Regions from separate parts of the Homo sapiens genome. Here all the other regions are linked to region 3. Evidence: chromatin loops called from intact Hi-C (ENCODE). Cell type or tissue: K562. All regions are shown on one strand. Region 1 has its middle 47 kb from the start of LGR5. Region 2 has its middle 7.9 kb from the start of RAB21. Region 3 holds the start of LOC105369831 (a long non-coding RNA gene). Region 4 has its middle 68 kb from the start of LGR5. Region 5 overlaps LGR5 (leucine rich repeat containing G protein-coupled receptor 5). Region 6 overlaps ZFC3H1 (zinc finger C3H1-type containing). Region 7 overlaps LGR5 (leucine rich repeat containing G protein-coupled receptor 5).

Evidence for each region. A loop is a pair of places that touch in the nucleus more often than their neighbours do. Peaks named below come from ENCODE experiments on the same cell type or tissue, not always from the same donor. Only the 100,000 strongest peaks of a DNase experiment are listed, where the experiment ranks them.
Region 1: a loop joins it to region 3, with 9 times the contacts of the local background. A loop is called at or near these places in 26 of 110 quality-filtered maps.
Region 2: a loop joins it to region 3, with 5 times the contacts of the local background. A loop is called at or near these places in 22 of 110 quality-filtered maps.
Region 4: a loop joins it to region 3, with 11 times the contacts of the local background. A loop is called at or near these places in 6 of 110 quality-filtered maps.
Region 5: it touches region 3 in a loop (18-fold over the local background); 10 of 110 quality-filtered maps call a loop at or near these places.
Region 6: it touches region 3 in a loop (2.9-fold over the local background); 7 of 110 quality-filtered maps call a loop at or near these places.
Region 7: a loop joins it to region 3, with 4 times the contacts of the local background. A loop is called at or near these places in 10 of 110 quality-filtered maps.

Annotation. Positions count from the first base shown.
Region 1 is chr12:71,391,017-71,395,016 of GRCh38, reverse strand. No RefSeq gene overlaps it. Among named protein-coding and RNA genes, the nearest start is that of LGR5, 47 kb to the left of the region's middle. RefSeq lists a silencer at 2,174-2,468. In K562, a CTCF peak has its summit at 2,272 (motif pointing right); a DNase peak (open chromatin) is centred at 2,276.
Region 2 is chr12:71,744,999-71,748,998 of GRCh38, reverse strand. No RefSeq gene overlaps it. Among named protein-coding and RNA genes, the nearest start is that of RAB21, 7.9 kb to the left of the region's middle. RefSeq lists a silencer at 925-1,134. In K562, a CTCF peak has its summit at 1,819; a DNase peak (open chromatin) is centred at 1,828.
Region 3 is chr12:71,215,329-71,219,328 of GRCh38, reverse strand. LOC105369831 (a long non-coding RNA gene) reads right to left here and starts at 2,495. Exons shown (of 3, transcript XR_945081.2): 1 at 2,219-2,495. In K562, a CTCF peak has its summit at 2,151 (motif pointing left); a DNase peak (open chromatin) is centred at 2,148.
Region 4 is chr12:71,369,325-71,373,324 of GRCh38, reverse strand. No RefSeq gene overlaps it. Among named protein-coding and RNA genes, the nearest start is that of LGR5, 68 kb to the left of the region's middle. In K562, a CTCF peak has its summit at 1,984 (motif pointing right); no DNase peak of the experiment used is centred here.
Region 5 is chr12:71,549,678-71,553,677 of GRCh38, reverse strand. It overlaps LGR5 (leucine rich repeat containing G protein-coupled receptor 5), which reads right to left. Exons shown (of 18, transcript NM_003667.4): 5 at 390-605. The region is part of intron 2 of LOC105369833 (a long non-coding RNA gene); the gene reads left to right. Among named protein-coding and RNA genes, the nearest start is that of LGR5, 110 kb to the right of the region's middle. In K562, a CTCF peak has its summit at 1,939 (motif pointing right); no DNase peak of the experiment used is centred here.
Region 6 is chr12:71,634,980-71,638,979 of GRCh38, reverse strand. It overlaps ZFC3H1 (zinc finger C3H1-type containing), which reads left to right. Exons shown (of 35, transcript NM_144982.5): 7 at 465-562; 8 at 1,921-2,130; 9 at 2,326-2,490; 10 at 3,400-3,537. Among named protein-coding and RNA genes, the nearest start is that of ZFC3H1, 27 kb to the left of the region's middle. In K562, a CTCF peak has its summit at 2,160 (motif pointing right); a DNase peak (open chromatin) is centred at 2,169.
Region 7 is chr12:71,565,554-71,569,553 of GRCh38, reverse strand. LGR5 (leucine rich repeat containing G protein-coupled receptor 5) reads right to left here. Exons shown (of 18, transcript NM_003667.4): 9 at 3,079-3,150; 10 at 2,854-2,922; 11 at 2,642-2,713. All of the region lies in intron 2 of LOC105369833 (a long non-coding RNA gene), which reads left to right. Among named protein-coding and RNA genes, the nearest start is that of ZFC3H1, 96 kb to the left of the region's middle. In K562, a CTCF peak has its summit at 1,785; a DNase peak (open chromatin) is centred at 1,783.

The sequences.
Region 1 (4,000 bases), 180 kb before region 3:
GCTGAAGAAATTTTATAGAGGCTTGCTATAGAATTTCAGGCATTGTAGCCTGGTTATAAATAGCTGAGAGACAGTTTCTACCATTAGATCACTTTAACATCCAGCAATTGATCTGTATCTTTCAGTACTTGAAGTGAAAGAGGGAGAACCACAAATTGTGATGCGGCATCTAAGAATAGTTAATTAGTGCATGGATTATGTTTTCAAACTGGAAAACAGTGGGCAATGCTCAGAAGTTAAGAGGTGAAATATGGAGGCATTAATTCATTTCTCTGACTATAACTTATGAGTACTTAATGTGTGCTCTGCACTGTTTTAGGAGCTGGGGAAACATCAGTAAACAAAACAAGTTTGTGCCACCACAAAGCTTATCTTCTAGTGCAAGATACAAATAATAAAAAGTTAACAAATGTGTAATATAATGTAAGGTAATAATAAATGCTTTAAGAAAAAATATGCAGGATGAAGGGATAGAATGATAGGTGTTCTAATGTAGATGAAATAGAGACTGCTTCTTTGACAGGTGACAGACAGTTGAGCAGAGACCTGACTGAAGCGATAGAGCCACTTATTGGAATACTGGGAGGAGAAATCTGTTCAGCAGAGGAAACTGCATAGACAAAAACCCCTAAATTGGGAAAAAGCATGGCTTTTTCAAGTAGCAGCAAGGAGGGCAGTGTAGAGTGGGATGAACAGGACATGCAGTTGGAAAGTAGAGCCAAGGATCATATTAAGATGGGCTTGTAAACTAAGGTAACAGGTTTGGATTTTATTTTGAATGTGATAAAAAGCCACTGGAGGCTTTAAACACAGAAATAATTAAATGTAGCATTTTTTGGGCTATAACAGACGAGTGGAAGCAAAGTATTTGTTATGAGGCAGTTGTAGTAGTTAGCAAAGTGAAGGTTTATGAAGAAAAGGATCAAAGTAGTAGCTGTGTAGTTGGTGAGAAGTGATGGGATTTGGAATGTATTTTGAAGGTAAATTCAGAATTTGCTAATGGTTTGGGTATGGAATATGAAAGACATCTAAAGAGACTACAGGTTTTGGGTCTAAGCCATTGGGCCAATAGTGATGCCATTAAATTACATATCTACAGATTTAAGAAGAGATGGCAGGAGGTAAACTGGAGGGAAGGCAGAATGACAGCCAAATAACTCTTATCAGGGCTGGACTGAAAGCAGGAAGTGGGTGAAGGTAGTCTGATGGGTTGGCTATGGAGTAAGTACATTAACCCGGTTTCATCATTTGCCTACATTTTTTCACATATCAATGTCTAATTACTGATGTTTCAGTAAGATGTGAACTCGCCGATGTTTTGCTTTCACAGTGGTTCTTCCAGTATCTTTTCATTATAATCTTAGCGGTTGTGTTAATCCATTAACTGCCTACAAAAAGTGGTTAATTGTTGCCATGTCTGGAAACTATGTTGAAGAAGCAGTTGGTTTCTTGGTTCCCTCTGCACTGGAGTGTGATCTGTGGTGACTTTTATGGATTGGGAAGAAAAGTGAAATAAATCATATGATAAATGAGCATTGGACTGGGAGTTAGGCCTACTGAGTTTCAGACAATCCCAACTCTATTAACTGTGTGACCTGGGATAGGACATCGAAACTCTAAGGGCCTTGGTTTTCTCATCTACCTAGTTAGTGGCTTAGATAATCTATATAATAGAATAATCCTTAGTACACTAAACTCTAGCCTGTAGTAAGACTGCACATTCTAATCTAAAATATTTATTTATAATAGTCAGTGTATTTGTAGGATGGCAATGGCTGAAAATAATAGTAGAAAACACACATGGAAAGCAGCTTTAAAAGTGAGGATAATTTATTATAACATAAAAAAAGATTCTGAGTTAAGGTGGCTCCAGATTTGATTAATATTTATTACCTTATAGGATTATTATGAAGCTTATCCTATGAGGTAATAAAGTTATCTCCACTTTACAGATGTGTTAACTGACAAGCAAAAAGTTTAATTCATTTTTTCGGTCACGAAGCGAGTAAGAAGTACAGCAAGGTTTTATTTACATAGGCTGCCTAACTCCTAATCACGCTTTTAATTGCTAGGCTCTACCGCCTTTTTTGGCCACTAAATCAGGACACTTTTAATGACCTTGTTTTCTTTGTCTCCTGATATCAAGATAAGTGGGAAACCATTTATATACTTGAAAAATAATAATCACCAGATTAACTACCCAGTACCGGTGAGAGCTGATTCATGGTCTTACAAGAGAAAGGTTGCTATTTTTAACATGCAGTGATAGCCTTTGACCACTAGAGGACACTTTGTAGACAACATCTTTTAGGACACAGCGACTGCCTTCACTAGCCTTAGCTCTTCAGTCAGTACCATGTTTTATGCCTCAGAAAAGAGGGTCCTCTGGCTACTGCTGAAAGTCTGCGTCATAAGCTCCTCGTGGCCATTTGGGGGTTCTAGCTTTGTCTCAGAGTGGCTCCCACGTTGGAGCTATCTTCCAAATTCTGTAAGTAATATAGGCTAGGTATTATACTTTCTACTTATGCTAAATGTACTCAGCTCTCCATTGGCACATCTGTTTCAGGTAAACACCTATGTTTAAATTAAATTTAATTAAATTATTATTTTTATGCAATATTCCTATGATCCTGCTCTTGAGTTATCATAATCATTTAACTATTAGAAAAAAATTCTAGGATTGGCTAATGTTTTTTGTAAGTCTAGGCTTGTCCATGTTGATATCACCTGATAAACATTTTTTTGGGTGAGGGTACAGGGTCTTGCTCTGTCATCCAGACTGGAGTGCAGTGGCATGATCACAGCTCACTGCAGCCTTGACCTCTCTGGCTCAGGTCATCCTCCCACCTCAGCTCCCTAAGTAGCTGGGACTACAGGTGCATGCCACCATGCCCGGCTAATTAAAAAAAAAATATTTTTTGTAGAGACAGGGTCTCACTATGTTTCTCACTATGGGTCAAACTCCTGGGCTTATGCAATCCTCCCGCCTTGGCCTCCCAAAGTGCTGAGATTATAGGCATGAGCCACCGTGCCTGGCCAAGTCGGTACACTTTCTAAAAGCAGATCTTTCTCTCTCTCTCTCTCTTTTTTTTCAATGAAGTCTCCAACATATATGGGTACTTACAATGCCACCCAGTGATGAAGTTGATTAATATTTGTAGTTGTAATTAAACTAGACAAATCAGAAACACAAAGTTTTTTCCAAATAATAGACTTAAGTCCATTTCTAGGTTCACAAATATACTTGTCATATTAATAGGGTAGTAGTGAAAGACAGAGTGACCATAAAACTCTTGGTGGTGCCTTCCAGTTCATCGAGATGTGTGGTTCCCTGAGGGTTTCAGGTATTTATACTAGTACTAACCTTAGTTTTTAAAATAATTTATCTAATTTTAAGCTCCTATTGTTAAACATTTTTGAAATCATAGTTTCGTATATAGAGTTCTTGAAGAATGGTATCTATGAAATAATTGAGATAACTTGTGATAATAATACCACAGTTTTTAATATATTTATAATTTATAACATCTACAGAAACCTATTGCAGTAGTTTTTACTATTTATTTATTTATTTTAAATCTTGAGACAGAGTCTCACTCTGTCACCCAGGCTGGAGTGCAGTGGCATGATTTTGGCTCATAGCAACCTCTGCCTCCCGGGCTCAAGCGATCCTCCCACCTCAGTCTCCTGAGTAGCTGAGACTACAGGCTCATGGCACCATGCCCCATTAATTTTTGTAGAGACAGGTTCTCACTATGTTGCCCAGGCTGGTCTCGAACTCCTGTGCTCAAGTGATCCACCTGCTTTGGCCTCCCAAAGTGCTGGGATCACAGGTGTGAGCAACTACACCTGGCCTGCAGTAGATCCCTTTTTCATTTAAATTCAGGCATTAAATGGGATATTATTATAACTTAATTCTTAAGTCTCTCTTTTTTTTTTTAAGAGAAGCCCAAACCTTCGATTATACCTATTTATGACCTCTTATTAATGACTTTGCAAG
Region 2 (4,000 bases), 530 kb before region 3:
CATTTAAACATTTGACAATGCACAAGACAGTGCCCCACAACAAGTGCCCCAGCCCAAAATGTCAATGTTGCCAAGGTCAAGAAACCCTACTTTAGCCTAATGAAGTGTGTATATTTTTACAGCCCGTCATAATTATAAATCCACTGGTTATATTAAGTTATGGAGGCAAACAGAGAGTAGGGCTGAACAAGTAGTAAAAGAATAAGAAACTCAAAAGCTCGAAGAAACTATTTCCAACTTTGCCAGTATTATCTATGCATGTCTTTCACATAGTCATTTAAGTATTTTCTCAGCTTCATTTCTCCACGTAGAATTATCTTGTATCCCCAAGGCACTTTTAATCCTCCATTGAACATTGGTTCCTTTTAGCAACTGTTACAGAAAATACATTCTTATTCTAATTAGATTTTTCCTCAGAGACAAAAGGAGAATTCAAAAACACTTTTATAACTACTTGGAGAAATTCTAGTACTTACAGATGCACTGTTTCTATATCACTTTTCTACAAGTACAAGAAATTTCAAGGAATTTGGGTTAATATACTATAATATGCATCCTTTCAAAAAAGAATAAGTTGAGTATTAGGAGCTAAAGTGTAGAAAAACAGGAGTACAACAGGAGAGATAAACGAACCTGAAGAAAAACAAAACAAAACACGATTCCTGCAGCTGCCACAGTGGAGGGAGCTGAAATTGGGGGTTTGCCAGCAAAGCAGGGATTTTGTCTGCTATGCGCTAGAACTGTGTCTGTCACATTTTTGTATCTCCAGTTTCTGGAATGTAGTGCTCAATTAATATGTGTTAACTGAAACAAAGGAATGAATGGAGCTAAGCCTATAAAATACTGTGTATTAAAAATGAGGTTTGAGAAATACTCCTGGGCATATGGAGCATTGTTAAATAAAATTTACTCAAAGCAGCCGGGTGTGGTGGCTCATGTCTGTAATCCCAGCACTGTGGGAGGCCCAGGCAAGTGGATGACACGAGGTCAGAAGTTTGAGACCAGCCTGGCCAACATGGTGAAGCCCCATCTCTACTAAAAATACAAAAAATAAGCCAGGCGTGGTGGTGGGTGCCTGTAATCCCAGCTACTCGGAAGGCTGAGGCAGGAGAATCGTTTGAACCGGGAGGTAGAGGTTGCAGTGAGCCGAGTTCGCACTACTGCACTCCAGCTTGGGCAACAGAGCAAGACTCCATCTCAAAAAAAAAAAAAAAAAAAAATTTACTCAAAGCATTTTCCATCTTAAGCCTCTAATAAGGGTAATAGAATAGCAGCTATCAACTAATGTGTAATTTCTATGAATGAATCCCATTTATTCCTTTATTGCTCAATCATTCAGCAACCTTTGTTGTTGAGTGCCTGGCAAGATGTCTCTGCCATCATGGAGCTCATATTCTAGTGTGGGAGGCAACACAGAAACAATTACAATATGTGTAGTGATCATGTTTGATATCTACCCAGCATGCACACCCCTTTCTCCTTTCAATCAAAATCCAGTCCCTGCTTAGCTATCTACCCTCCCCGGTGTAGCCCAGGTCCCCACAGCTTTGGGTCAGTTCTAATCTCATTCCCCTAGGTTCTTTGCAGCTTTTTTTTTTTTTTCTTAATAGAGATGGAGGTCTCACTATGTTGTCCAGGCCGGTCTAGAACTCCTGGGCTCAAGTGATCCTCCTGCTTCGGCCTCCTGAGTAGCTGGGATTACAGGTGAATGCCACCATGCCTGGCCTCTGCAGCTTCCAAAGCCACTATTTGTACATCTGAAGCAATCTTTCAAATGCTTCTCACTGGCAATAAACTGAGCTGTAATTGTAGTCACTGGCCACAGAGAGGCACTAGCAGCCCAATAAAATTTACCAGGTTGGCCAGCATACATTTAAAGCTGCCAGCGTAATTCAAAATTTAGGTGTCCTTCAACATTAAAAAGAAGGAAACCATGGGGAGATTTTTTTCTGAGTTGTAGAAAACAAGAATATTCCAAAATCCTATGACTCTTGGGTGGAAAAGGGGAGAAGATACAGTTCACAAGCCATTTTTCCCTAAGTTGTTAACTAAAAGTGTCCCAAGAAACTTTACATATGTTTGTCAAAGAAGGAATTTAAGTCCAATGTTCAGCTTCTCAGATCTTTCCACCAGTTTCTACTAAAAATATACACTCTCAAGAGTTAAAAAGGGAAGGCAAGTAAAGAAACCGAAAACGTTGTTTAGTCATAAATATGTAAAGTCGTTCCTCAGTATTCATGGGGGATTTGTTCCAGGGTTCCTCATGGATACCAAAATCCATGAATGCTCAAGTCTGTTATATAAAATGGTGTAGTATTTGCATATACCCTATGCACATCCGAGTTTCACTCTGGTTGCCCAGGCTGGAGTGCAGTGGCGTGATCTTGCCTCACTGTAACCTCCACCTCCTGGATTCAAGTGATTCTTCTGCCTCAGCCTCCCGAGTAGCTGGGATTACAGGTGCTCACCACCACGCCTGGCTAATTTTTGTGTTTTTAGTAGAGATGGGGTTTCACCACATTGGCCAGGCTGGTCTCAAACTCCTGACTTCAGGTGATCCACCCACCTCAGCCTCCCAACTTTCTGTATACTTTAAATCATCTGTAGATTACTTATAATACCTAATACATTGTAAATGCTATGTAAATAGTTGTTATACTACATCGTTTAGGGAATAATGACAAGGAAAAAAGTCTGTACATGTGGAGTACAGACATTTTCTTTCTTGAATATTTTCTATCCTCAGTTGGTTGAATCCACAGGTGCAGAACCCACAAATGGTGGGCCAATTGTATTTTATTTTGCCTTTAGAAATTGTATTTTGAAATAACCATGGCATGAAGCTTACCTAATTATATCAGATGGAAGTGTATGTTTGAGATGATTGGTAATAGGATGTATAACAGCAATTTTTTTTTTTTGAGATGGATTTTCACTCTTGTTTCCTGGGCTGGAGTGCAATGGTACAATCTTAGCTCACCGCAAACTCCGCCTCCCAAGTTCAAGCGATTCTCCTGCCTCAGCCTCCCAAGTAGCTGGGATTACAGGCATGTACCACCAAGCCCGGCTAACTTTGTATTTTTAGTAGAGACGGGGTTTCTCCATGTTAGTCAGGCTGGTCTCGAACCCCCAACCTCAGGTGATCCGCCCACCTCGGCCTCCCAAAGTGAACAGCAATTTTTTAATTACTAAAAAGTTTCAGTTCAGAATGGTAACAGTCTCAATGAGTCAGTCTGCAGTATGTTGATTTTTAAAAACTAGATGCCACTAGTCATATGAAACTGGAAATTCTAGAGATATTTGTCTATTTGAGATGGGCCTGAATGACTATTCTTTCGCATCTTCTTGAGAAATCAGTCAGTGTAGAGAATTTTAAAAGCCTCTTTAATAAAGAAATTGCTTTGCCCTGGTGAAATAATTTGGCTGAGGATTCTTACAGATTTGTGATGTTGAGATTGGAGAGCTTTGGGATAGCTGTAGTCGAATGGGAAGTTTGTAAGTATTAATACTAGTGTATACTGAGAATTATACCATTCAGTACCACTTATTTGAGTGTTTTTTCCTATTGGTTACTCATTCCTACTTGGAAAAGATTTTAATTAAAATCCAGCTGTTGTTAGGCCAGGCGCAGTAGCTTGCACTGTAATCCCAGCACTTTGGGAGGCCAAGGCAAGAGGATCACTTGAGGCCAGGAGTTTAAGACCAGCCTGGGCAACATAGTGAGACCCCCCCATCATCTCTACCAAAAATTTTTAAAAAAATAAAATCAGCTAGGCATGGTGGTGCGCATCTGTAGTCCCAACTACCTTCAAGGCTTAGATGGAAGGATCACTTGAGCTTAGGAGTTTGAGGCCACAGTGAGCTATGATCATGACATTGCATTCCAGCCTGGGTGACAGAGCAAGACCTTATCTCTAAAACAAAACAAAATCTTACCATTCTCCTATACCCCTTTTTAAGTACTTCCTAGCATGTATTATTGAGTATTATAATTACTTAT
Region 3 (4,000 bases):
CTAAAGGCTTAATCTTCAATTGGAAATTGGTCCAAATGTTACTTCATCATTTTAAGCTGTGGGACAGTCATAAAAGATGAAATAAAAGGAGAGATGTTAGGGCTCATAGCTCAGGTTGCTATCACAAATAAAATCTCTACACCCTCGGGCTCTTCTCTGTTAAGAGGGTTTCTAAAGAGTATTTGGCCAAAGTATGGGAGGACTTAATATTCCCATTTCACACCCTAACTTAATCCATTAGTATCCAAACAATGTTAGCGGTTATACTTTGGGATATTGAGTGGGAGAGAACTGGCTGAGGCTCTAAGGAAACTTTCTATGGTTTAGGGAGCCATTAGGAAAAAGCTTCTTATTCTTGTAAAAATTTCTCAAACTTTCAGGGCTGGGTTCCTGTGGCTGGCTGATAGTCAGCCTCAGTTAGATTCTTGCCAAATTGAGCATCAACAGCTCATTTGGCTTGGAAGAAAAAGAAATGAGAAACAACTGACATTTGTATACTTGAAATTATGAGCTGTTTCTCTAACAAAGAGACCAAACACTTTGGGCTTGTTTTCCAGTAAACATACACACTGAACAATCTGGCCGGCTAGCAGCTGGCTGTGCATATGTAGGGCATATGTGAACACATATGGATGCATAAAACTCACATATGTTCACTTAAAAGGACACTGTCAAGTCATTTTATGGCTTTTTTTTTTTTGTTCTCTGGGCTCTATTGTTTATAAAATCTTCTTAGAAGCTTAAAAATACAATTTCTTTCCCTACTGATTTTTTGTTCTTTCTTTCTTTTTTAAAGCAAGTATTTGGAATGGCAATCAAATAAATGGAACTGGTTCTATTTAATACCTAATCCTACTTAAGCATACACAGCAAAGTACATTGTCCGATCAGAAGTAAAACACTATGAAAGAGACAATTCCTTATGAAGAGAAAAATAGGCACATTCTGTCTTCAGAGGAGACATTTCAAATTAAATAGTACTTACAAGATTATTTTCTGGCATTCCAATGCTTTTAGTGTGTGTTAGATATTTCATATGGATATTAGTGACTATAATAAATCATATTTTCTACTTTCTAAAATATATTTTAGCAATATTCTTCTAGCTTCTTTATTAAGTAGAGGTCTTTTAAAAAAATCTCTGCTTTGGGCAAATGCTGTGAAGAATCAAATCAAAATAGCCCAACAACCTGAAAAGATGCTAAAAAAAAATCACAAACAGTCAGAAAAACAAAAAGTAAATAATAATAAGTTATCATTTTACACCCATCAAGCTGAGAAAAAGTAAAAAGCAAAACTGTACATAGCAAGTGAAGATGTGAGGGAAGGAGTACTTTCATACGTTGCTGGGGAAATGGGAATTTTAAGCAGCTTTTTGAAAGTAAATTTGGCAACATTTCATAAATTAAAAAAATATATACTTATGTCCGTACCAGTGCATAAGGATATAGACAACAGCAGCATTATTTAATGTGGCAAAAGTAAAACCAAGTGAATGCCCTTCAATAGGGACTGTTGGTGAATAAATTAAGGCATATTTATACCATAGAATATAATATAGCCACTCAAAAGAGCAAAATGGAGCAATACCAGTTGACTTTGAAGAATTACCACCTGGTATTGTTGAGATAGAAAAGTAACATGTATAGAAGAACATGTGAGTCTACATTATGAATCAATGACCAAAACAACTTTTGTATGTATTCATTTGTCTCTCTATAGTCTATCTATCCATTTGTATAAGGTTATATGATGGAAAAAATATGAACAGATACATACCAGGTTGTTAAGGTGGGTTTTCTGGAAGGGGTTGGGGGAATTGTGGTGATGGTAGGTGAGGAAGCTAAACAAAAAGGGAAGAATCTAATATAGGCAAAATCCAGTAAGAAATGGTCATATTTATGCAAAATTCTGTGTGTGTACATTCAAAGGAATACTTGAAATAATAAGAGATCATTAAAATAAAGACATTCTCATCTTCTACCAGAATCTCCATGGATAACAATAAAGGAGGATGTGACAGTTCCGACAAACTCAAATAATCCTGGAAAAAACTGAACTTGAGGGTTGGCTGAAGGTTTATATGAATTTCCCATGGAAGAACAAGATAAGCAGGTTGCATTCAATCATTTCAGGGTACTGGTGCCACCAAGTGGTGTCTGGAGCAATTGTTGGTGGCATTTTATTACCCCACTAGTGACAGAACCTCTTGGCTTACCTATGCCTTCCATGGTAGTAAACAGAATGGGGATGTTTACTACCCCCCGTGGAGTTCTCCGTGGAGTGAAGCACACACCTGTGATCCTGGCACTCAGATGAACAGGAAGTATGAAAAAAATGAGTATGAAGCAAACAGCTTTGGCCCTGGAATCTGATCTCACCTTGGTTTCTCCTGCTGGCAATTGCTCTACCATGCCTGACCTTTACCTATCAAGTCCCTTGAGATGTGTTCAAAAGTTTATAACTACTTGGACCAGTGTCACAACTTGTATATCTTCTTTAACTGCTTTAACTGTGATTTTAGATAATGTCTCATATAGGTTTTCTCTTTTTATTGCTGCCATCGTGGCTTGGCCTTTCCTTATGTCTTCACTGGTGTCATAAAAATGTTCATGGGCTTTCCTAGCCTCAGTCTCTCTCTGCTCCAATCGAGCCATAACCCACTTCTATGCTAAGCTTCCTGAAGTTCTGGTCATTTAACAACACTACTGAAAAGCCTTCAGCTGTTTCTCTGTAACTACTAGCAGAGTGTGACCTCAGAACTCAGCACAGACTTTTAACAGGGTGACTCTAATGTCTCAATTTGCCCAGTATAGCCCCAGTTTCCTTCTATTGTCCCACTGTAATCATTATGGCTTTCTTCATTTTCAACATTGTCCTAGTTTAGATATTACATTTTATGGATACCTGAGCTTTTATCTACTTAGTTCTCCTTCCTCTAATATATTAGAGATATGCAGGCATTATGTGATTTGGTGGGCACCTGGTGTTGATGAGTCCACAGCTCCAGGCCTCTACAGGTCAACTAGTTGTATGCATATATAAGTAGGCTAACAGAAGAAAGTGTAAAGTTTGTGGTGGATAGAGAAATTGGACTCAGAGAGGGCTCATATCTGAATTAGAACATCTCTGTGTGTGTGTGTGTGTGTGTGTGTGTGTGTGTGTGCTTTGAACATTCACAAACTAAATATAAATTATTTGGGATTTATCACCCTATTTAAAATTTATTTTCTTCTGTAATTTATATAAAGGCAGTTTTTGAATTTTAGTAAGAAAATCTGCCTTTACATTTTTAACTAATTTATTTTTAATTTGTATGGACACATTATAGTTGTACATGTTTTGAAACATATGTGACACTTTGATGCAAGCATACAATGTATAATCATCAAATATGGGTAGTCGGGATACCCATCACCTCAAACACTTATCATTACTTTGTGTTGGGAACATTCCAATTCTACTCTTCTAGTTATTTTGAAATATACAATGAACTATTGTCAGCTAAAGTCGCCCTAAGTGTTTGTGCTACCAAATACTAGATCATATTCCTTCTTTCTAACTGTATTTTTGTACCCATTAAGCAACCTCTCTTTATCCCTTCCTCTCCACTATTCTTCCCAGCCTATTTTTTGGCTCCCACATATGAGTAAGAACATATGCCATTTGCCTTTGTGTCTTTGGCTTATTTCACTTAACATAATGTCTTCCAGTTCCATTAATGTTGTTGCAAATGACTGTATTTCATTCTTTTTATGGTGAAATAATATTCCATTGTGTATATATACCACATTTTCTTTATCTGTTTATCTGTTAATGAGCACTTAGGCTGATTCCATATCTTGGCTATTGTGAATAGTGCTACAACTTTTGTATTTTTTATGTAGCTCTTTTAGTGGATAAGAAGAGCACTATTTGGGACCTAATGAATATCACACTCATAATTCATTACCAAATGAGAAAAATATTCAACTAAGTAATAATACAGTCATGCTAAAAA
Region 4 (4,000 bases), 150 kb before region 3:
GAGGGAAGAGGAAATGTGAACAGAAAGAAGAACATGAGGAAGCAGGAGAGGACTGTGGTAGAGACTGTTACTTGTTCACTAATATTCATTCTTCCACTCACCACTTCTCTTAATATTTAGCTGGGCTTACCATTTTCTGTAACAGAGAATGCATTATTTTGTCTCCCCTGCAGCTAGCTAGGCCTTGGGATTAGATTCTAGTCAATGGGAAGAACGTAGATGCATTTGTGTGGACTGGAATGCACACATGTTGGCTGTAACTTCAGTAGTAATCTTAAACCATGGGGTAGAAGCCATATGTTCAGATTAGTGGAGACCCAAGTCAGAAGAAGTCATACCTCTGATCGTTGTAGAGTCATCATACTAGCCCTGATTTAATTATGTAGAATCCTAATTTTTGCAAAAAAGAAACAAATTTCTATCCTGTTTAAGCCACTACCATTTTGTGTTTTCTTTCACTTGCAGTTTAACATAATTATGACTGAAACATAGGTAGATGTCAGGACATAGGACATGGTGTGGAAGTTTCAATTGAGGTGGAAGATAACCTAATTCAGTGAGGCAGGAGGGAATAATGAAGTTATGGTTGCAGCTACAAATGTACTGATAAGTAGATAGTGGGAAGTTTAGAGAGTTGTTTTAAGGCACTGACTTTTAAAAGTAGGGTTAGTTGTTGAGAATAACAGAAGAGGTTTTAGTGGAGCATGTTTGAGGTGAGTCGTGAAGATTTAACAAAAATTATTGTGAGGCATGAGAGAGAGTGAGCTGAAAATATGGGTTTGGGATTGGCATTTTGGTTAGAGACAATACAATTGTAATGGTCAAGCACCATACATCCTATGATGCTCTATGGGATGGAAGAACATTCTCAGTTCTTAGAGGCATCCATTAATCCATTATTAGACTTCTGCATTATTGGAATAAAGAAGGGAAAAGGGAGTTTTGCAGCAATACTTTAGCCATATTTTATTAGACCTTTCTTATGTGATAGATGGGCTATGTGAATGTGCCAATATGCAGTAACACAGACTTCACTCCCACTGTAAAAGGAGCTAGTTTGGAAAGTTTGATCCTTGAAGACAGCTCTTAAACACAGTGGTCATGTATGGAAAGGTTGGTGGATACCATTTCTGAACACGTTGAGAAGTCAAAAAATTCCCTAACATTTCAGAGGTTACACCGTAATTGGCATCTTTAAGAAAAAAGGCGGTAATTTTAATTGGGCCGCTAACTCTTCACTGTTGATGTTTGATTCTGCCTAGTGTTATTAGGGCTGTTATGCAATAGCACACAGAAAGGGAGTGAAGAACCTCTACTTCAAGCCTTTTTTTTAAACTTAAGTAAGACTTTAGTAGACTAATATTTTGTTTTGATTTTATTGCTCTGGTGAAAAAATCATATCATTTAGTGATAAAATGAAACTTATGAACAAATGGTGTCATAATCATAATGAAATTTGTGTCACTGGTTTAATACTTGGCAGTTTTCAAGATACATCCAGAATATATGTTATCTAATTTAATCTACAAACAACACTGTAATGTAGGTTAATTATACCTACCTAATTTCCAAATGAGAGCATTGAGGCTCAGAGGGGTTAATGATTTTTGCAGAATACCAAACAAGCAAACATTGGAATTTAATTTTGACTCCAGGGTCCAGTGAGTGCATTATGCTGTGTTCATCTTCAATATGATGATTACTTACAATAAGTAATTAATCTGGACAGCTGCACTGTGAAGTAGGGGAGGTTTTCATTTTCCATGAAGGTTCTCCAAGTGTCTGAGACTTTTTCAAATTATTATTTAAAACTTCAATTTGCGGTTTGTGGTTGTTAGTTCAAGATAACATATCCACCTAAAATGGAGCTTCTCTTCTCTTGCATTTGCTCAATTTTTTAATGCCTATAAATCTTAAACTCTTGAGGATTGTCTTTGGAGGCACTGTTGAGTGAATAAAATATATCACTTCCCGTTGGCCTCTAGAGGTCACAAATGCAACAGAATCTTGCTCTCTTCTCTTCAAGAGTGTTTTAGACAGCCCACAAACCACTATGGTTTTGATGGGTGTGTGTGGTCACCATAATTCTTATGATTCTAATGATTACATTATAAAAATAAGGTTGCTTATGAATATGTCCAGAACATTACTTTCTTCACCAGAATTTTCAGAGTATCCATAGCCTTGGATAACAGAAAAAGGCAGTATGAAGATGTTTTTGTAATCTCTGGAAACTATTCTTTAAGCCAAGTCAGGATTATTTGCTGTTGCATTTCAAAGCTGGTTAATCAGTATACCAATGATAAACTTAAAAATAGTTACTTTATAAATATAAGCAATAACTAATCTTTAACAAACATTTTGTTATGTTTTTGTGTATAAAAATAAGAGGGAAAAGTATTGTTACTTTGCTATCTATGTGAAATAGTTAAAATTTACAATTTTCATTGGTTAAAATATTATGAAAATATTTTAAGAAGTAGTAAATTTGTGGTTAGGAGTACTTTGATTTTTTAAAAATATTTAGATCTATGGCATTTTCTTAATAAAAATCCCTACCACTTATTGGTCATTTATAACCCACCAGACATCATGCTAAGCACTCTCTAAACATATTATCCCATTTATTTTCACAACAACTGTATGCAGACTTTTAAAAGTTTGTGCTTTTTATTTATTTTTTCTTAGTAGTGTTTCTAACTCTTTCATATATATATATATACACACACACACATACACACACACACACACACATACACACACACACACACACACATATATATATATAGAAAGAGAGAGAGAGATCTGGAGACAATAAGCATAGCCATTTCAAATTTGAGTGACTATTTTAAATGAAAATACAGTCATATGTTGTTTAACTATAGAGACATGTTCTGAGAAATGTGTTATTAGGTGATTTTGTCATTTTGCAAACATCAGAGAGTCAATCCTAGATGGCACAGCCTACTACACACCTAGGCTATATGGTATAACCTGTTGCTCCTAGTCTACAAACCAATACAGCATGTTACTGTACTAAATACCATAGGCAATTGTAACACAGTAGTAATTATTTATGAGCTACACATATCTAAACATAGACATGATACAGTAAAAACCAGGTATAAAAGGTAAAAAATGGTACATCTGTATAGGGCACTTACCATGAATGGAGCTTGTAGGACTGGAAGTTGCTCTGGGTGAGTCTATGAGTGAGTGGTAAGTGAATGAGAGGGCCTAGGGCATTACTGTACACTACTGTAGACTTCATAAACACTGTACACTTAGAATACACTAAATTTGTAAATATTTTTTCTTAAATAATAAATTAATCTTAGCTTACTATAACTTTTCTACTTTATAAACTTAATTTTAAAAAAATTTTGACTATTTCATAATAAAATAGCTTAAAAGACAAACACATTGGACAGTTGAACAAAAATATTTTCTTTCACATACTTATTCTATAAGTATTTTTCCACTAAAATTTTTTTTAAAATTTTCTACTTTTAAAACTTTTTTGTGTGAAAAATGAAGACACAAACACACACATTAGCTAAGGCCTACATGGGGTCTGGATAATCAATTTCACTGTCTTCCACCTCCACATCTTGTCCCACTGGAAGATCTTCAGAGACAGTAACAGGCATGGAGTTGTCATCTCCTAGGAAAACATAGGCTTTCTCCTGGAATGCCTCCTGAAGGACCTGCCTGAGGCTGTTTTACAGGTAACTTTAAAAACTATATATGGCCAGGTGCGTTGGCTCACACCTGTAATTCCAGCACTTTGGGAGGTCCAGGTGGGTGGATCATGAGGTCAGGAGATCAAGACCAGCCTGGCCAATATGGTGAAACCCCATCTGTACTAAAAATACAAAAAAATTAGCTGGACATGGTGATGCAAGCCTGTAGTCCCAGCTACTCAGGAGGCTGAGGCAGGAGAATCGCTTGAACCTGGGAGGTGGAGGTTGCAGTGAGTCGAGATCATGCCACTGCACTC
Region 5 (4,000 bases), 330 kb before region 3:
TTCTTATTAGATAATAAGAAGAGCATCTTTCAATTTGACCTGAATTATCAATTATTTTTTAAAATAAGGAATGTTTAACTTAGGTTACTGTACTAACTGTACAGTGCGGTGACTCCTTGTGCAACATGCAAGGGGCTTCTCTAAGGCACAGGTCATATTTCATTATCTTTGTATGCCCTGCTGTGCTTGGCATCTAGCAGGTAATTGATAAGTATTGTTTAAGTCATTTACACAATTGGAGCATTTATAAGTCATTTTGGGGAGGGGCTCAGGAGGTTTTCCTCCCTTAAAATGTCCCCATTTGAGCTTTGAAGAGCCAGCATTTTAAGGCCAAGGTCTTCCAGTGACATTAGAAACTGTTAAAAGAGAGCAAAATCAATAAAACTTACAGAACTACCAAGCTGGAGAGGTTTCCAAAGGCATAGTCTGGTATGTGGTGTATTTTGTTCAGGGCCAAGGTCATGGCTTGCAATGCCGATAAACTTCTAAAAGCCTGGACGGGGATTTCTGTTAACGCATTGTCATCCAGCCACAGGTGCCTCAGGGAATGCAGGCCACTGAAACAGCTTGGGGGCACATAGCTGATGTGGTTAGCATCCAGACGCCTGTGGAAGAAAGAAAGCAAGAATGGAAAAGAGAGCAAAGCCCAAGCAGAAGGTCAACTTTGCAGGAAAACCCTCCCCATGCATGATGAACAAGAGTGGAACAGGGCCTGGGGTCCCCGAGAGCCCTGACATCTGGAGCATTTTCCTCTCCAGATGATCTCTCCTTCTCATTCATGTGTAGACTGTTGCTTCCTAGGTCCTCTGGCTCTAAAATTCCATGGTGCTATAATTCTCTTCCAGGCTTGTAGGTAATGTTCTCTCATGGATGGAAGTGGCCTCCCCTGAGGTATGGAGTTTCAGTGTGATGATCTTTTAGTTTCTTTCTGACACTAGCATAGAGATATCCTTTTCCTCCTCCCACCCTAAGCCAAAGGAATGTTTTTGCTTTCCCTGACTGTTTTGAACATACTAAACATACTAGTCTAATAAGCTGTTCAGTAAGCTCTGGGAAAAGATTATTTCATTTCAGTATTTGAAGGAACTGCGTAATTTTTTTTTTTTTTTTGAGACGAAGTCTCTCGCTCTTGTCGCCCAGGCTGGAGTGCAATGGCGCGATCTCGGCTCACTGCAACCTCCACCTCCCGGGTTCAAGCGATTTTCCTGCTTCAGCCTCTCGAGTAGCTGGGATTACAGGCGTCTGCCACCACACCTGGCTAATTTTTACATTTTTAGTAGAGACAGGGTTTCACCATGTTGGCCAGGTTGGTCTCGAACTCCTGACCTCATGCGATCTGCCCACCTCGGCCTCCCAAAGTACTGGGATTACAGGTGTGAGCCACCGCACCTGGCCGAGTAATTTTTTTTTAATTTTTAATTTTTTTATTTTACTTTAAGTTCTGGGATACACGTGCAGAACATGCAGGTTTGTTACATAGGTATACATGTGCCATGGTGGTTTGTTGCACCTATCAACACATCATCTAGGTTTTAAGCCCCACATGCATTAGGTATTTGTCCTAATGCTCTCCCTCCCCTTGCCCCCCACCTGCCGACAGGCCCCCATGTATGATGTTCCCCTCTCTGTGTCCACGTGTTCTCACTGGAACTGAGTACATTTTTAAAGACTGTTAGAGACATGCCTCAGGGAAAACAGAGAAGGGGCCCTATCCTTTTTCTTAGGACAACACTGAAAGGCCTGAAAACTGCTGGCTTTCTTGCTTATCCTAACCATTTGTATGAAGCAGATGTTTGTTTTTCTGACATTTTAAATGAATAATAAAATTAACAACTTTCCAGCTTTTGCTTCCTTTTCCCACACTCCATTTTTATCTGTTTTAAAATGGGGAAATACATCTAAAAATAAGTCTGGTTAATGAGCTGTTGCCACCTAAAAGCCAGCAGAGGGAGTGCAATACATTTATTTTGCCCCAGTCCAACATAAACAGTGGCTATAATTTAAAGGTCCTAACTTTTCGTATGGAAGTGACAAAACTCACATCGTTTGCAATGTTCTGTAAGATGCATGAATACTAGAACCAACATCACTCAAACTATGCTTCCAACAGCTCTCACTTGTTTTTTTTCCCAATCTGCTTTTAAGACGCACACATTTGCATTTTCAAAGGTAGGATTAAAAAAAAGAAGAGTTGTATTTTAGTGGTCCACGTATTAGGAAGGAGTAGAAAATCAGAAGTGGATTTTGAAAAATGTTTTTGGAAGCATTTAAGACTAAACAGATGCAGGAAGCACACCAGGATCACAAAATAATCTCCTGCAAACCAAAATTAAACAATTTAGAAATGAAATTCTTTGTTGGGAGGAAGCTCATTTCTATAGAAAGCAGCTTCCTCACTTTTGGCCACTATGCCACTTCAATCATCTTCTGATTCCTGCTTCTACAGACTGAATGGGAAGGAACAAGCGATGCCTCAAAGGCCCTCCTTGGGCCACATTTTGATAATAGCTGAGATAACGTCACTTGGAGCAAATTTTAAGAGTTGGGTGTCATACCCCATTTACGATTAAATTTCCAATAGAACAACTATCATTGTCAGCAACAGAAACACAGCTTTCAAACATCTTAAGGTTTTGTCAACAAATGGAGCCACAAATGTTTAGAAAATTCAACACCATCTCTCTTTCCTTTCTCTAGCAACAATGTGCCTGGCTTATGCTCAAATAAGGTATAATTTCATCAGGAGATAAAGAGGTGATTGCTTTTGTTTGACTAGAAGTAAAGCACACATGTAAACTCTCCTTAACTATTGCACTGATTAAAGGATAGAGACTTAATAATATGAGCTTCTATGTTTTTGTTGATATGTTGACTGATCATTGCCAGTCGTTTATGCATTGAAAGTATGAGTGGTGGCTGGGCCCGTTGGCTCACACCTGTAATCCCAGCACTTTGAAAAGCTGAGGGGGGCAGATCACCTGAGGTCAGGAGTTCCAGACCAGCCTGGCCAACATGGAGAAACCCCATTTCTATAAAAAATACAAAAAAAATTAGCTGGGTGTGGTGATGCACATCTGTAGTCCCAGCTACTTGGGAGGCTGAGGCAGGAGAATCGCTTGAACCCAGGAGGCAGACGCTGCAGTGAGCCGAGATCATGCCACTGCACTCCAGCCTGGCCAACAGAGTGAGACTCTGTCTTAAAAAAAAAAAAAAAAAGAAAGTATGAGTGGTTTCTAAAAGTCTTGGGCTGCGCGCAGTGGTTCATGCCTGTAATCCCAGAACTTAGGGAGACAGAGGTCAGGAGATCAAGACCAGCCCAGCCAACACGGTGAAACCCCATCTCTACCAAAAATACAAAAATTAGGTGGGTGTGGTGGTGCATGCCTGTAATCCCAGCTACTTGGGAGGCTGAGGCACGAGAATTGCTTGAACCCAGGAGGTGGAGGTTGCAGTGAGCCGAGATCTTGCCACTGTATTCCAGCCTGGCCAACAGAAAATAAAAAAAAAATAAAAAAATAAAAGTCTTGAAAATGACAAAAAAGTTCATTGCAAACACTGGGATGCATTTATGGAAAAGGCTCTTTCAGCATGAAGTCATAGGATTGTCTTCTTTGGTATTTTATGTTCCTACCAAAGTTTCTGCTGTATCTTGAAGTGACCCAGGTATCAGTTCCCAACGTTAATATAGCCATTTCTCTGGACAAATATCTTTTATGAATCACGTTTCTTTTCCCCCCAGAAAAAAGGATATAATCTGGCCTCCACACTATTATCTTATACCAATTTGCTATCTGAAATGAAATGAGTAAGACAGGAGAATTCTTCAGAGATCGAACACTCTAAATACTAATATTCCCAGATTTAATGCTCAACAGCATAGACCTTCAGATGTCCTGAGTGAAGCATTAACACATCTCTCTACTAAACAGTTTCTTCATATAAGAAGCTCTCAATAAATGATACTCCTTCTAAATGCAGTGTTTTAGAGTTCATATCCACC
Region 6 (4,000 bases), 420 kb before region 3:
ATGGTCCATGTCCTCAACTTTCTTTTGCTCCACAAGAAGGGAATAATGAAGTCACCACATCATTGTTTTCCTTTGGCTAGGGCACTTTGGCAGAATTTAAGGGAATTTTTTGTTTCATTATTTCTTAAAAAATATGCTTGTGTTTTTTTTTGTTTGTTTTTTTAAAGTATGTTTCTGTCTTTTCCTGCTTTATTCCCTGTTCTCATCATTAGGTTAAAAGTGGAACAAAGTGAGAGTTTTGAGGGACTAATTATTAGTTTAAAGTGAATGGCTGACTTTATGATGATATGACAATTTTAAATGGCTGGAGGTGGACTCATGAGGGGTTTAAAGATTTTATCAGAGGTTGATAAAATCTAATTTGCACTCCACCTAGATGTATTTCTTCAAACATAACATAAACTTAATATATTCCTGATGAAGTATTTCTGTTATTAAACTCTTAACAAAAAATTTTTTTACAGCTCCTTCACCAGTGCAACCGCCATTTTTCTCTGAATGTTCATTGGGGTATTTTTCTCCAGCACCATCTCTTTCTTTGCCTCCACCACCTCAGGTTTCTGTAAGTCAGAATTGATTTCTAAGAAAATTATTTTGTCTTGTCTTTTCTAATTTGTTTTTAAAAACGAATGGTTAGGTTTGAAGAGGGCTTAAAAAATCAGAATTGCTTACCAAGAATTAATAGCAATGAAATACGTAGAATAAACAGTTGATTATACCAGCAAGCTATCCATTTGGTAGATTTTTTTCATAGCTAATTTTTAATTTCATGTTGACTTTTCGGTACCTATCATGTTTCCTTCTTCACTTTACTCTCAGATAGTAGCTACTCAGAAAATTTATTCAAAAACAGAAGTTATCTACTGTTTTGGACTGTCTCTTTTTTAGGGAATTGGAATTTACATGCATTAGGATGCTTCTAAAAATTAATACTCTCCTTTCTCCTCTTTTCATAAAAATGGTTATTTTTAACTTGAAAATCCAGCAAAAGAAAAGCATTTTCTATGAAGTTAATTTCTTTTCCCCCCCATCTCCAGTCCTCCCACTAAAAATAAAACAAAAAAATAAAAACAATAAAAGGAAAAGGAAAAAAAGGAAGTAGAGGAATCACACATTAAAAGTTTTGACATTATTTTTAGATTGAGAGGACCTAGAGATCAAATTGAGTATCTCTCAGTAGGTGTAAGAGGGAACTTTTCCGTTTCAGGAAAGACGTCTAGTGTCTTTCTAGAACATATATGGTGAGGGGAATATTAGAGCCGATAGTGAGAGAGAAAACAGCACTTTCTTCGTTGTAATGTTTTCTTTTTGGGAATGAATAAATGAACTAAATGCCAAGGGAAATAGTGGAAGATCTTTGATGCAAATACATATCCAAATTTAGGGATTTGTGTAAAATTAGTTTCCTTTATAGATATTCTTTAAGAAGCCATTTTAAGAGAGTAGTGGTGATTCTTCTTGATACTTAATTAATGATTAAAGTACTCTGGACTATTATTCACAGAATCCCTTGGTTTCTAATTTTTATTTTTTACTGAAATATTATGTCTTGGGTTTCAGTACCTCTACTTGCTTTCAGGTAGTCATCTAGAAGGAAGGACCCTGTATAGTTTGATATCTATATCTTCTAGAATGCTAAATGGATATAAGAATTGGAACAGAGAAGTTTCTATAATTTTCCTTGAAGTTAATAAATGTTTCAAATATTGTTGATTTTTTTTAAAATTGTAAAAATAACACTTTTTCGTGGTTGGCTATTGATTTCTGGTTTGTTTTGAGGTTAACATATACTTAGCTTACTATATTTACAGCTAAAATAATAATGTAAAGTTTATTTTTTTCTAGTTTAATATTGCTGCAGAGAGAAGCATTTGAGTTGATAAAATTTGCGTTGTAATTCTTTCTTTTTTTAAAAAATAGTCTCTGCCACCTTTGAGCCAGCCTTATGTGGAAGGCTTGTGTGTTTCTCTTGAACCTCTACCTCCTCTACCACCATTACCACCTCTCCCACCTGAAGATCCAGAACAGCCTCCAAAACCACCTTTTGCAGATGAGGAAGAGGAGGAAGAAATGCTGCTTCGAGAAGAACTACTTAAATCTCTAGCAAATAAAAGAGCTTTTAAGCCAGAGGTAATTTAGGTACCTAAACCTCTAGGTGGTGCTCTTGAGCTTAGCTTTACGGTAGTCCTACTTTTTTCTGGTTACTTGGGCATCATTGGGCTTTTCAGCAAAGTGGGGATAATTCTAACATGCTCAAGATTTTTAAAGGTGGCAGAAATTTATTTTTATTTAGGAATGTTTAATGTCTTTCTCTTCCTTATGTAGGAAACATCCAGTAATAGTGACCCACCTTCACCTCCAGTTCTGAACAATTCACATCCTGTGCCAAGAAGCAATCTATCAATAGTCAGTATTAACACAGTGTCTCAGCCTAGGATACAGAATCCAAAGTTTCACAGAGGACCCCGTCTTCCACGAACTGTGATCTCGGTAAAAACAAAAATTTAATGCTACTTTTATTCAAACAGTTATGATAAATTTCTATGAAGTTTAGCTGTCCTGTTTTCTACCCCTTGGTTTATTTATATACACACATATATTCACATATAAATACAAATTTTTAAAATTTATTTTTAATTTATTAATGATAAAATGAGAGCAACACCTTCACTTGAAAACTGGTAAGAGTTTGGTGATAGTGTGTTGGGGGAGGTATTGTTTTCATCAGAGTGGTGTACTTTCCTCTGACATTTCTTCAGCTTTTTTTCTATAGAAATGGGCTCATTCAGATTTTCTATCTTTTTGGAGTCAAAATTTTAACAAATTGCATGTTTTTTATTTCTCCCATCTCTTTGTATACTTTGTGTATGTTTTCCAACCAATGACTACACTATGATGGAAGAAATTATTTATGATGTTTATTAAGGAGGTTGAAATGATAGTTTGTTTCTACCTTGTTTTGTAATGGCTTCAAAGTAAAATAAATAGAACAAAGACAAGTTGAAATCTTTCCTGTTAGGTAAGCCAGTTTTGGCAATTTACCCTCTATATGTAACCACAAAGTACAGAATTTTGATAATTATTATGTAAAATTAACAAAATTTTTCTTTGGTTTTAAAAGAGTTAATTTAAATTGCATTGTGGTTCTTTATAATAGAAAGTTAGTGAAAATAAAATTTTAATGAGAGTAATTATAGAATAGAAAGTCTTAAAGAATATACAACATTTTATGTCTCAGTCATATAACCAGTATTGGTCGACTCAGTGGATTATGTAATACAACCCTAGAAGGAGCCATAGACTGTCTACTTGGAGCCCATTATTTTTGTGGATTGAAATTGAACAAGGTTAAATGACATCCTTTTGTTATCACGAGTAATAAATATATTGTCTTTGCAGCTTCCAAAGCATAAATCAGTGGTTGTAACACTAAATGATTCAGATGATAGTGAATCTGATGGAGAGGCTTCCAAGTCAACAAATAGTGTTTTTGGTGGATTAGAGTCCATGATTAAAGAAGCAAGACGAACTGCTGAGGTAAGTGCAATAATTAAAGGTGGAAAGAAAGATGACCTTTTGATGATCAGTAAAGTTTATTTTTTCCTGAAAATTAAACCATAAAGTTATAGATTTTTAATAACATTGATTTGTGGAAATATTTTAAGTATTTGTGCTATTAGGACTTTATATAATGAAGCATGTATCAATGTAGATTGATTTTACTATTAAAAGTTTCCATTATTTGTGTTTCCTATTAAGTATTTCCTTTTTCAAAATAGTAAAATTGGTTGGATAATTGTTCTGTGTAGTAAGGAGACTGTTGTTTTAGAGTTGTGTTGTGTTACCAGAAAACAGTTTTTATTAAAATGTATTCTCTAAGTACAACTTTTATCGTTTTTTCCCTATTTCAGTAGTTGTTTAGCTGTGATTTAATTCAATGATTTTCAGACTGTAGATCTTCACTACTTGGTGGCGTATACAATTTAGTAGTTATCAACCA
Region 7 (4,000 bases), 350 kb before region 3:
TTCATCTGTTTGTTGGCTGCATGTATGTCTTTTTTTTTGAGAAGTGTCTGTTCATATCCTTTGCCCACGTTTTAATGGGGTTGTTTTTTTCTTGTAAATTTGCTTAAGTTCCTTGTAGATTCTGGATATTAGCCCCTTGGCAGATGGATAGATTGCAAAAATTTTCTCCTATTCTGTAGGTTGTCTGTTCGCTCTGATGATAGTTTCATTTGCTGTGCAGAAGCTCTTTAGTTTAATTAGATCCCATTTGTCAATTTTTGCTTTTGTTGCAATTGCTTTAGGCGATTTCATCATAAAATCTTGGCCCATGCCTATGTCCTGAATGACATTGACTAGATTTTCTTCTAGGGTTTTTATATTTTAAGTTTTACATTTAAGTCTTAATCCATCTTGAGTTAATTTTTGTATAAGGTGTAAGGAAGGGATCCAGTTTCAATTTTCTGCATATGGCTAGCCAGTTCTCTCAGCACCATTTATTAAACAGGGAATCCTTTGCCCATTGCCAAGCACTTCTTATATAAAGGTACCATGTTTATAGCTTTACTTGAATTATCTGGTTTAATTCCTGTGGCTACCTTATGAGGGAGACACCATAATTCTACCCATACAATATGAAATGACTTGCCTAAGCTGACCAGCTAGTAAGTGGGGAAAGTTACACATAACCTACAGAATGGGCTAAATAATTCCCATGCACATGACGCAAAACTAGTCATGTACAGTGAAATTTCCTCATGTAACAAGTACTCAGTGGATGAGTTAGCCAAAGGGGAGAGCTCTCAGATCTATACCCCCAGGAGAACATAAAGCACCTTGTACTAGGGGTGAGGCTCTGGGGTTCTAGTCTCAACTTCAGCTAATTCTACTTGGTTGATACACTAGCTAAGCATTGGTATCTTTCTCAGTTCTCCTAAATGAGAAGACACCATTTTGCAGGGTCATTGGGAAGAACAAATGAATATTATAGGTGAAAATGCTTTGAAAATGGCAAGATCTACTATGAATGTTATGTGTATTCCTCCCGGCTTTTCAAGTTCCAACTCAAGGAAAGAATAATGGTTCCAGGGAAGTGAGAAAGATGATAAAAGTTAACACTGACTGAGAGTTACAGTGTCCCAGGTGCTGCTGTAACTGTTTGACATGTAGTCATTTAATCAGTCCTCATGAGAACCCTCTGAAGGAAGTGGCTACATCTCCTTTTATAGACTGGGAAACTGAGCTCCAGGAGGAATAATAATGTGCTCAAGATCCTGTGCTGGCATATAGAGAGCTTGGATTTGAACCAGAAAAGTTGGCTCCACAGCCTTTGCTTTTAAAGTCATTTTGCCAGTGAGCCTCCATTCATGCAGTTCTAGACCTGAGTGGTTACCACTCATTGTGTGACATAGCAGAGAGAGATGCAGTTTAAACACTGGTTCCTTACTTACTAGCTCCAGTATGTAAAATCCTAATCATATAACTGCGCCAGTTTTCTGGAGAAATGGGGATGATTATACCTGTTCTGGGTGTGGTAGGCAGAATTCTAACATGGCCCCCCAAATTTCTACCACCTGATATACACACACTTTCTCCCAGTTATTCAATCAAATTGATTGTATTTGAATTCAAACTCGCTTCTTTCTTGCTTTGTGATTTTAACAAATTAAATTCTCTAATACTGCTTTCTTATCTGTAGCTGCACTTCATGGGGTGGGATGGGGTAGGGCAAAGAAAGATTTGCTCTATACTCCCTTTCTTCAGATGTGAATCACTGACTCCAAGGCTACCATGTGGTGTCACTGCACCCACATATCATTGAGCAACTGGAGTCTGAAGTGACACGGCAGGCTGGGGCTGGGGAAAGGCAGAATCACAGAGGCAGCCATTCCCGTTTATCTACTTAACATTCTGAGTGCTGCTAAGTAAAGCTTATAGTGAAATTGCAGGCGCTCAATTGCCACAGGTGCCTTCTATGTGAGTGCAGAGCCATGGCAAAAGATTAAGAGTCCTTTTATTAAGTCCCAACATGCTTGAGAGGACAATGATTGTGTTGAGTGGAAGTTGAGGGAGAAGGCTGAAAAATGGAAGGTCAAAACAAGTCTCCTTGAATCCATGTAAACTACTTTTTTTCATAACACATGGGAAAGGCAGAGGAAAAAAGTCCCAAGTCAATAGAAATAACATATGCAAGCTGTTTAACCATTACAGGAAACATTAGAACATGGCATTGACAACTATACTGGAAGGATGTTTGATCACCTTTATCAAGGATTGTGTGGATCTGAGATCTCAGTTTTTGATTTTGGCATCCATATTGGGTGGTTGATCCATTATGTTATTTTGTTCTGCTCTGCAAAGCCTTTAGAGGGGGAAATAAAGTGATTTTGGCCTCTTCATATCTTTTCTGAAAGAAAACATGTGCCAACTGAAAGTCTAGTGGGAGCTTGTTTGGGACTTAGAAAACAAAGGGTACATTACCATTTGTTACCAGGATCATGTCAGAGAGCCTGGACCAAAGAGGGCAAAGGAGGCTTGACCTCCTGCAGACCTGAAAGGAAAAACTTTCTCCTCTTTTAAAGAGATTATTGAAATCATGTCTGCCATTTCACCCCTAAATGGAAGTTGCCTGTTTACACAACATTATTGCCTTACTGATACGCACAGCACTTGGAGATTAGGTAACTGATTGCAGACGGTTTGAGGAAGAGATGAGATCTGTGCTCCAGTTAAAGTCCTGTTAAAACACAAACCAGACATAATTCTTTCATTCAGGCATCACACAGTGACATATTTTGACTCACTGATGTTAAGACTGATCAAGCTCTAATGGCAGTGTATGTTCTGGGCAAAGTCAAGAGTCTACTCAGTACTTACAGACTCTCCAGGTTTGCAGTTCCAGTTAAATCAGGAAATTCAGTTATTTGTGAGGCACCATTCAGAGTCCTAGAAAGAGGAGTATATAAGTATTACTGGTAGAAGATTCTAGACAGGGGTAATTTTTATTGCCATTTTCAAAGCACTTCAACCTATAATATTCATTTGGTTTTTCACAGCAACCCTGTAGAGGGAAAGTGATCCATAAGAGACATAGAAACTTACAGTGTTCTTAGTTCAGGTAAATGTTGAAAAGCAGATCTCCCAACAAACTGGATGGGATTGTCATAGAAATGTCTAAAAGAAACCCAAACAGCAATTAATATCTTAGTATAAAATTTGAAAGATGAATATCTGTTCAAAATTTGAACAAATACAGTAAATGTACTTATGTAATTTTAATTATACTGTATTACATAACATTCCCAATTCCTTGGTTTCAGGCAAGCCTCAAAAGTGTTTTGACTCGCAGTATGAGATTTTTGGTAAGGAATCTGTACTATATAAAATTGAAGATTTCTGACAACAAGGGAGATATGAGTGATAGTTACTAAGGAGAAAAGCAAGTAAATTGAATACTTAACAGTTTCCTCTCCCTCCAACATCTGTAGAATATCCATTGAGTGGCAAAAAGGTAATTCAAAGTACTGGCAATCAGATCATTACTTAATGAAAGACGAAGTCTATCTATCGATATCAACTGAAGGTTATTATATCTGCTGGTCACCATAACATACACAAGAGACTCATCAGATTATTGGAGAGGAAATGAGCTATTCTGGCATATGTCTAAAATTAGAATTTTCTTGAATTAATTATTGTTTTAAAAGGTGAGACATTATTAGAGATTAAAAAATATTTTGTTTTACAGATGTTTTCAATGTAGTGGTATTTGAACTGCCTGGTCAATGGAGTGCCATATACTTTTTAGCTGAGTCATTCTTCTAGTCCAATTAAACTCAACAAATATTCACTAATGTCTACCACGTTTAAAGTATGAGGGTAGGTATGTGAGGATTTAAAGATTGATTCATTAAAAAGCTGTCATTGGGTAACTACTTTGGACTTGGCATTATACTAGATGCTGGGGGTTTGAAGAAGAATGATAAGATGTTCCTGTGGTAAAGGAGCCTGGATTCAGTTGGGA